Linked DNA regions of Homo sapiens: region 1 is linked to region 2. The links are chromatin loops, found by intact Hi-C in ENCODE. Cell type or tissue: endothelial cell of umbilical vein. All regions are shown on one strand. Each heading gives the region's core, and the rest is flanking DNA. Links, peaks and the distances in the headings are about the cores only.

Evidence for each region. Hi-C counts contacts between places; a loop is a spot of excess contacts. Peaks named below come from ENCODE experiments on the same cell type or tissue, not always from the same donor. Only the 100,000 strongest peaks of a DNase experiment are listed, where the experiment ranks them.
Region 1: a loop joins it to region 2, with 4 times the contacts of the local background. A loop is called at or near these places in 36 of 110 quality-filtered maps.

What each region holds. Positions count from the first base shown.
Region 1 is chr14:73,788,288-73,792,671 of GRCh38, forward strand. MIDEAS-AS1 (MIDEAS antisense RNA 1) reads left to right here. Exons shown (of 3, transcript NR_109995.1): 2 at 740-829. It also overlaps a transcript of MIDEAS not described here. Among named protein-coding and RNA genes, the nearest start is that of MIDEAS-AS1, 3.1 kb to the left of the region's middle. In endothelial cell of umbilical vein, for the core only: no CTCF peak of the experiment used is centred there; a DNase peak (open chromatin) is centred at 2,044; H3K27ac peaks cover 2,889 bases.
Region 2 is chr14:73,726,577-73,730,960 of GRCh38, forward strand. It overlaps MIDEAS (mitotic deacetylase associated SANT domain protein), which reads right to left. Exons shown (of 13, transcript NM_001367710.1): 4 at 3,064-3,409; 5 at 882-948; 6 at 254-396; 7 at 28-131. Among named protein-coding and RNA genes, the nearest start is that of PNMA1, 14 kb to the left of the region's middle. RefSeq lists a silencer at 2,392-2,461. In endothelial cell of umbilical vein, for the core only: a CTCF peak has its summit at 2,350 (motif pointing right); a DNase peak (open chromatin) is centred at 2,325; H3K27ac peaks cover 1,880 bases.

The DNA of each region.
Region 1 (4,384 bases), core at 257-4,256, 62 kb after region 2:
AATTTTCCTTTTTTCCCCAAATACTGCTTCTCCTAGCACATTGGCCAGATAAAACCTCCCCCCTTTCAATGCTTCATCTTTTTATGAAAACACAGGAAACCATAAACTTGAGTGAAGGCTTTGTTCAGAAAGGTGGATGTAAGACTGATGGAAAATGACATTTGGGAAATGATCCCCAGGTCTGTGTTAATCTCTCATGGAAAGCCACAGACTCACCCAAAGATAGGCGTATGAAGATCGAAGCTCTCCTAGCAACATGAAATCCTCCACGTTGCAGCTGCTACGCCCTAGTTCTGATTTTTACTAAGACATTAATGGCACATTATAAATACAAAATGTGCAATGCAAGAAAAATAATACTGCTTTGAGAAATAACTGCATCATTAGACTCAATAATTAAAGTTCCCTGAAATTCTTCTTACATCACGCTATTGTGGGGAGATGGTGAAGGGATTGCCCATTTCAATTTTGGAATAAATAGAAGTAATTCCTTAGTGCATTCTGCTTAAGGCAACCAATGAGAGAATATGTTAGCCAGGCTTCTAAAGGCAATCATGTGATACTCCATATTTGCTAAAACAAGAGCTGAATATTTTTTTTGTTCCATATGCAATTCCAAATTTTCAGTCACAATTTCATGAATATTCAGTATTTCTGCATGCCCAGGAGTAATTAGCAGACAGTGTAAATGTGTGAAGGCCTGACACTTACACATACATTGCTTTTTTCTCTATGTAAGGTGGCAGTTGCTGGAGTACCAGGGCACCAAGTGGAGGATGTGGTAGACAGCCTCTAAGATGCGCCCCCTGCCAATGATCTCTGCCTCCAGGTATTCATACCCTTGTATAATCCTCCCTCCTTAAGTGTAAGCTGAATCCATTGACTGAGTTCTGACAAATAGAATATGGCCAGTGATGTGATCTTACTTCTGAGACTAGGTTATAAAAAAAAAAAATGCGGCTTCCATACTGGGTCCTCTCTATGCCTTTCACTCTCTGGGAACACTCACTGTGGGGGAAGCCAACTGCCACGTCCTAAGGCAGCCTGGTAGAAAGGGAGCTAGGCCTGCCAACCACCGTTTGAGGGAGCTTGGAAAGGGATGCCTCTCCTTCCCCCCATGTTAATCAAGACTTCAGATAAGACCTTCAACCCCAGCCAACAGCTGAAGGGCCTCCCTCGGGCCCTTCAGGCAGAGGCACCCAGCTAAGCTGCCTGGATTCCTGACCCACAGAAACTATAAGATAATAAATGTTGTCTTAAGCTGCTGTGTTTTGAGGAATTCATTACATGGCCACAAATAACAGAGACCAGTAGAGAATCATTGGGGACCCAGTGACAACCCTGCACAGCCTTCCTGATAGAACATGGAAAGGAAAGCAGGGGCCAGAGCCAGATCTAAGCATAACACAAACCCCAAGAACAGAAGGCCGAGCTCTCAGTCCTTTTGCAGAGCGAGGGTCATTCTTGAATTTAAACTAGGTCGGGGGTGTGGACTCCTGCTTGGTCCCAGGCAGCCCTGGTATTGGGTGTCACCTACCTGACAGCACATACAGATGTCTTTGTGTCACCAGAATTGACATCTGTCCAGGCATCCTCTTCCTCCTCCTCCAGGCATTTACCCTGATCCCTGAGGGCTTGGCCCAAACAGTGGCTGTGGAGTCAGGGCTTTGTCCTAGAAGGAGAGTTGGCAAGAAGGGCCTTCAACCCTGGCAGCCAGAAGGGGTAGGCGATTTTGGTTGGGGTGGAGGGTCAAAAAACTAGGAAGAAAGGCTTGTGGTCCTGCTGTTGAAGAGCAAGTCGTGGACTATCTCTGATAAGGATTACCTCCACACTGCTGCCAGGGCGAGGGAGAACATTCTGTCCACGTGATGGTGTCTTTCTCTCAGCATCATTTCCTCTCTGGCTGGAACAAATTATTTACTTTTAAAATATAAAACAAAGTTTCAGGAAGCAGGAGAGATGTCATACTCCATCCCTGACCAGGGCAGGAATCTACTTGTGATTGCCCCCACGGCTCCCTCCCTTCAGTCAATCCAGTACAAGCCAGCAATTGTAGAGGCCGTTTCTGTTTTCCCTCCAGAGACACTAGGCTCTGATTTTTCTCATGTGCAGTGGCCGCAGCTGCTGTGTTGCCATGCCGTCATCCGGTTGCTATGACTTGTGAGGTTGTGGATGTGCCAGAACGTGAATCTATTAATTTAACAGGAACTAGGCTCAGCACATATATTCCTTGTTAGGTCATTTGCTTTGCTACCTAAACCACATCCAATGTGTTCAGCAATGGGCATGTTTCCTAGAGTCTGGCTTTGCAAGAATGCCAAATGCCCCAAATTTTGAGTCTGCACAGTCAGTTTTATATAATTAATTTACTGCGAAGGACAGAAAGGCATTCTAGCATGGGGATGCAAGCACATCGTTTCAGGGAAAAAAACCAAGGAGGGGGAAATGGTTAAAGTCGCTGGTCCTAATTCTTTATGCATTTAAGTCTTCTCTGCAGGAGGTGTATATACTCCTCCCTGAGCCCAGGTTGCTCACCACCAAGGTCTGAGCTCTCCAACACCACGCTAGGCATCGTGTGCCACCATAGAGGGAAATACCATCCTTTTCTTTTGTGTTGAGCACACAGACAAGCATTGTCTTATTTTTTTATTTTTTTTATTTTTTTTTGAGATGGAGTCTCTGTCGCCCAGGCTGGAGTGCAATGGCATGATCTCAGCTCACTGGAACATCTGCCTCCTGAGTTCAAGCAATTCTCCTTCCTCAGCCTGGGAAGTATCTGGGTACTTCCCAGTAACTGGGATTGCAGGTGCCCACCACTACGCCCAGCTAATTTTTGTATTTTTAGTAGAGACGGGGTTTCACCATGTTGGTCAGGCTGGTCTTGAACCCCTGACCTCAGGTGATCTGCCCACCTCAGCCTCCCAAAGTGCTGGGATTACAGGCGTGACCACTGCGCCCGGCCCAGACAGGCGTTTTCCACTCACTCCTTCAGTTAATGCTCACTGGGTGTCTATTACTGTGTATGCTAGGGATGCAGAGATGAAAAGGACAAAGTCCCTAGTGGGAGAGAATGACATACATTGCAATGCAGTATGAGAAGTATTTGAGTTGAGCTTTGCAGAGAGCACTATGAGATCTCAGAGAAGGGGGAAAGTAAGTCTGAGGAGAGGGGTTATGGGTCACCACCAGGGTGTTTCTTTTTACAAAAAGAGAATATATTAAAAATTAACTGGATGTATTGCATCAAGTAATAATAAGTATTGTTTTGTGTAGCATTTGTTTCAGTTAGGTACTATATATGTACATTCGTGCAGTGTCAGAATGTAAAACAAATTTCCTACATTCAGACAAAGAAGTGTGAAAGTTCTCGGTTTAGAGAGTGATAAATAAGGCCAGGTGCGATGGCTCACGCCTGTAATCCCAACACTTTGGGAGGCCGAGGCGGGTGGATCACCTGAGGTCAGGAGTTGGAGACCAGCCTGGCCAACATGGTGAAACCCTGTCTCTACTAAAAATACAAAAATTAGCTGGCCGTATTGGCACATGCCTATAATCCCAGCTGTTCAGGAGGCTGAGGCAGGAGAATTGCTTGAACCCGGGAGGCAGAGGTTTCAGTGAGCTGAGGTCGCGCCATTGCACTCCAGCCTGGGTGACAAGAGCAAGACTACATCTCAAGGAAAAAAAAAACAAGAGAGAGAGAGATAAAGTGATAAATAACTACCACACACTGAACGCCTTTGATAGGCCAGGCATCAGGGTGTTGGTGTCCCACTGTATAGCTGAAGGGGTTAGCTATGATTTAAGAGATTTTCCAAATCCTTCCAGATTCTCCCTCCTTAGTAAAGCAAAGGCCATGCCTGAATGACTAGCTCCTGGAGTCTTCTCTTAGCAGAGCAGAGGCCGTTTCCACCAGAACAGCAAGGCCAACTCTAATGTAGAGACAAAGAAAGCCCTAAGATAGATAGAGAGAACCTAAGATAGAGAAAGCCTCACTCCCTTTCTGGCCTGCTGGGGGGTGGGAAGGGTAAGGAGAGAGAAGAGGGTCAGAAGGGTCTCATGCTTGTTCCTCTTCTCCAGGTCTTGGATGGGGTCTAGACAGATGCACTACTTAATAAGTGGTACTCCGTACACAGAGGGGGCTCTCACCCAGCTCCCCACTAGAGACTCTGGGAGGAACTTGTATCCAAGGCTGTTTTATGCTCAACCAGGGCAGCCATGCCAAAGTGAACCTGGCAGTGAGAAAACCTGAGCAGGCAGAGAGAAGCTGTGAGGCTGAGCTCTCCTGAGTCCCCCTGATTCTTGCATGGCATGGATATCATGTTGGGAGCCAGCAGCCTGCTGTGTGTGGGACGGCCCTGATTGGGCAAGGTGACCTTACAGCAAG
Region 2 (4,384 bases), core at 223-4,222:
CTCCCTCTGCTGGGGTTGCCTTCTCACCAGGATGTCTCCTCTGGATTCGTGCAGACAGTGCAGGGCCAGCTCCTGGTTGGTGCCAGCACCAGGGAAAATGCTGGAGCAGGCGGCTGTCAGCAGGTCTTCCACTGGATCCACAGGAGCATGAGGAGGGAGGGGAGGAAACCACGTTCAGGGCGGGGCTGGGCAGGGTGAGGCCTGGCCCACCCATGTGCCTGCCCTCACTTGCTGCCCCCAGGCCCCTCCTCACCTTGCCTCTGCTTCTCCCGGCTGCTCTCTAGGTCCTCCCATGGCTGCCACACCAAGTCAGCCTTGTGGGGATCTGCAGCTGCCAGGGCACGGTCCCTCATCAAGGGGATTTCTGCCTGGAACCGGGAGCCCACGTTGATCCGTCTAGAGGAGTGAAAAGGGCAGGAAGTGAGGCCTCACCTTGCGGGGACGGAGAACTTGATGATCCCTCAGGGTGGGAAGAAGATGAGGGGGAGCCGGCAGAGCAAGGCCTCAGCTAGGTGTAGGGAGTCTGGCTTCTAGGGGCTTGGGAGGACAGCCTGACCTGGCACCACCAGAAAGGCAAGGTCCAGAGGCTGGAGAGGGGAGAAGCAGCTGCAGGTTTACAGATGGGAAAGAGCCTCTGGACCCCCCTTTCAACTCTCCTAGAGATAAGTTCAAGCTGAGCCGGTCCTTGCCCTTCCCTGCAACTTCCACACAGAGGCAGGGCGGGGACAGCAAAGCCCAGGGCCACATACAGAAGCTCAAGGAGGCCCTCTCAGCCCTCTGCAGGCCCCACGGAACCCTCCTGTTGCTCCCAGGGCCCACCTGCACACACTGCACCAGTGTGGCCACCCACACCCCTCGGCCAGGGGCAGGGCTGCACTTACGGCTCGATGCTCACTGGGGTGGCCTCCCCCATCACAGAGAGGACAGGCGGGGTTACTTCAGCACTGTCTATGGGACAAAGAGCAGGTTGATAAATAGCACCCCCCTTTCAGCAAAGCACCCCCAATCCTAGTGGCTGCCCTGTATGTGCAAGAGTCACAGTGGTGACACACAGAGCTCACGCAGGGAACACAGGCACCTGAGTCCTGGCTCTGCAGCCTGTCACCTACGAAAACGCAGGCCCTTCACTAAATATTTGGGTGCCTCAGTTTTCACACTCACCAAAAGGGGCTATCACTACCTGTCTCCTACGGTTAATGTGAGAACTGGATAAAATAATGCACAGAGCCTGGCACTCGATAAAGATTATTATTACTGCTTCTACTACCAAAGCCATATCCTTGCCCCCAGAAGCTCCAACACTAACTCCAACATAAAGCTGTGGTTTTCTAGTAAAGAGACTGAAACTTTGAGCACACTAGGGAGGTGGTGAAGGGGATCGCTGTTTTATAGTTATCGTCTCACTTCCTCTTTGGATTTTCTGCCTCAGTTTCTCCCAAGCTAGTTTTTTTTTTGTTTTTGTTGTTGTTGTTGTTGCTTTTTGAGACAAAGTCTCACTCTGTCTCCGCCCAGGCTGGAGTGCAGTGGTGCGATCTCGGCTCAAGGAGTTGAACCTCCAAGTTCAAGCAATTCTCCTCCCTCAGCCTCCCAAGTAGCTGGAATTACAGGTGTGAGTCACCGTGCCCAGGCCCAAGTTGGTCTTCTTAAGGCCCCACATGATCAAAACACTCCTTTGCTTAAAAAAAAAAAAAAAAAAAAATCTTTGCTCTTTACTGACTCCCTCCTGCAATGTGAGATAAAACCTGCAACCCTCCCCTCAGGGTTCAAGGCGGTTCCGCTTCCATTTGTACCTCCCACCACCCATGTGCCTGGACCTGCATCCTAGCTGACTGCTTACCTCCCAACCCCTCACTCTCCCTGCACGGTCCCATCTACAGGCCTTTGCACCAGTCATTTCCTCCGCCTGGTGTGTCCTCCCTGCCCCCCGCCCTCCTCCATCGCTGCGGCTCAGCTCTGGCCCCACCCCTCTTGAATACAGTCCTCACCATCCCAGGCTAGCTGCTGGGGCTTTGCTCACTGGCTGCAGATCCCACACTACCGGGAACCTCTGTTTTTTCAACTCCAAGGCTTTCATGTCAACTCCCTAATGACCTTGCATTCTCTATAGAACAGACCATGGTGTCCTGTACATTCTTGGAGCCCTCACAGGACCCAGTACAAGGCCTTACGCCCGAGTGTTCGGTAGATACTCGTGGACAGACTGACCTCTCGCTGGCTGCCAGTCTGATCTCTACAATGACTTCCTCTTCCTACACAGCCTAGCCAGGGAGAAGCCTCCCCAGGAAGCAGTACAGAAGGCTGGCCAGCCTAGGGCAAACATTTTGCATCCACAGACACCAGGGGGCACCAGAGAGCTACACCATGGGTGAGGTCACAGTCAAAGGTTAATTGGCCAAAGGCATCTATAAGCTAGCTACTTCCACTTAATCCTCTCTACCACCCTAAGGGATTGGATTATCCCATTTTGCAGAGGAAATGGATCTCTTTATGGAGTGGGCAACATTTTTCAGCAGTACATCACCCCAAGCCAGCCCAATATTTCCAGAATGTCTGCTTTTGGCCAAAAAGACTGTTCGAGAGCCCCAGAGACTAGATCTGCCACAAAGGACTATGAGCAAACAGGATGGCCTGGGCATGATGTTCCAGCTTTATGTGTGCTAATGCACCTGAGCCTAGGAAGTGGCTATTAGGTTGAACCAAAGGAAACTACTATTTGTGAATCCAAAAATAGTTGAATATTGGCAGTTTCATCATCAACCAAGTAATACTAATATCCCCATCTTAATACTGAAAAAACTGAGGCCCAGGGAGTTGAAGTGACTTGCAAAAGTGGATGTAATAGTAAATGGTAGAATTGAGATTTGAATCCAAGCAGCTGGGCGGGCCCCCCACCCCTCCTTGTTGAACCAGGACAACCTCCTTCTCAATCTCAGAGAAGACAGAGCAGAGCTCCTTCTCCCAGAGTGTTCCAGCCCAATCCCCAGCAGCCCCACAGGCTGAGATGCCTCCCTGCCCAGTGCCCCAGCCCCGCTCCTGCCAGGGTCGCGGAGGGAGGTCACTCACTAGTCCGGAGCAGCGTGCGATGGGCACTCTTAGGCGTGATGGGAGGAGGGGCAGGGATGGTGCTGGTTGATATGATGGCATTGAAGTAGAGGCCAGAGCCTTCCCGCACAGGGCTGAGGATGGGGGGCGGCGTGTAGGGAGGTAGCTCAAAGCTCCGCTCAGAGGGGTGGTCAGCTAGGCGCACGGGAGAGCGCAGGTGGCTCTGGTATGGGGTGATGTTGGAGTAGACGGGAGGGGCGATGAAAGTGCCCGCCTTGGTGGGGATGATGAGGGGCTCGGGCCTGGGCCGCTGCTTTGGTTTCCGCACGGAAGGCTCCCCCTCCAACTTGACATTCATGTCCTCTGCCTGGAGAAGGAAAGAAAACAAGGACGGCTCAGCCCCCCGTGTCCCAGAGAAAGTAAAGTCTTAACCACAGCTTGCCAGTCTCACCTTTGGAACTTAGTCTGCCTACCACACCCACCAAGGCAAGCCTGAAAAAAGGAGCAGGTCCAAAAGCCCTTTTTATCATCTCCTCTAGGGCAGAAGTCAGCAAACTTTTTCTGTAAGGGGCCAGAGAGTAAATATTTTAGGCTTTGTGGGCCACATGTGATCTCTGTTACATATTCCTCTTCTTTCCCTTTTTCTTTTTAAAACTAACTGTATAAAATTGTAACACATTCTTAGCTCTGGATCTGGCCCCCAGACCACAGTTCCCCACCTCTGCTGTAAAGTGTGTGACAGGGCAGGAGAGTACAGTAGTTCAGGGCCCAGGCTCTGGAGCTGGACTTCTTGGGTTGGGACCTACCACCTTTATTGCCACTGAAAATTACTCAATCTTTCCGTGCATCTTCATAACATGGTGCCTACCTAGTAAGTGCCTACTTCATGGGGTAACCATGAGGACTGCATGAATTAATACAAGGAAATCACTGAGAACATTACCTGGTACCTCAGTAAATATTGGCTGTTATCACTACTTAAACTCCAGGCTCTGCGTTAGATGAAAGCTCCTACTGCGTGCTAAGACCTGAGCTGGACATGGGACTACAAAATGGAATGGACAAGGCCGGGCGTGGTAATCTCAGCACTTTGGGAGGTCGAGGTGGGGGGGAGGGGATCACTTGAGGTCAGGAGTTCGAGACCAGCCTGGCCAACATGGCAAAACCCTGCCTCTACTAAAACACAAAAATTAGCCGGGCATGGTGGCGGGTGCCTGTAATTTCAGCTACTCAGGAGGCTGAGGCATGAGAATCACTTGAACCCGGGAGGTGGAGGTTGCAGTGAGCCAAGGTCGTGCCACTGCACTCTAGCCTGGGCAACAGAACTGGATTCCGTCTCAAA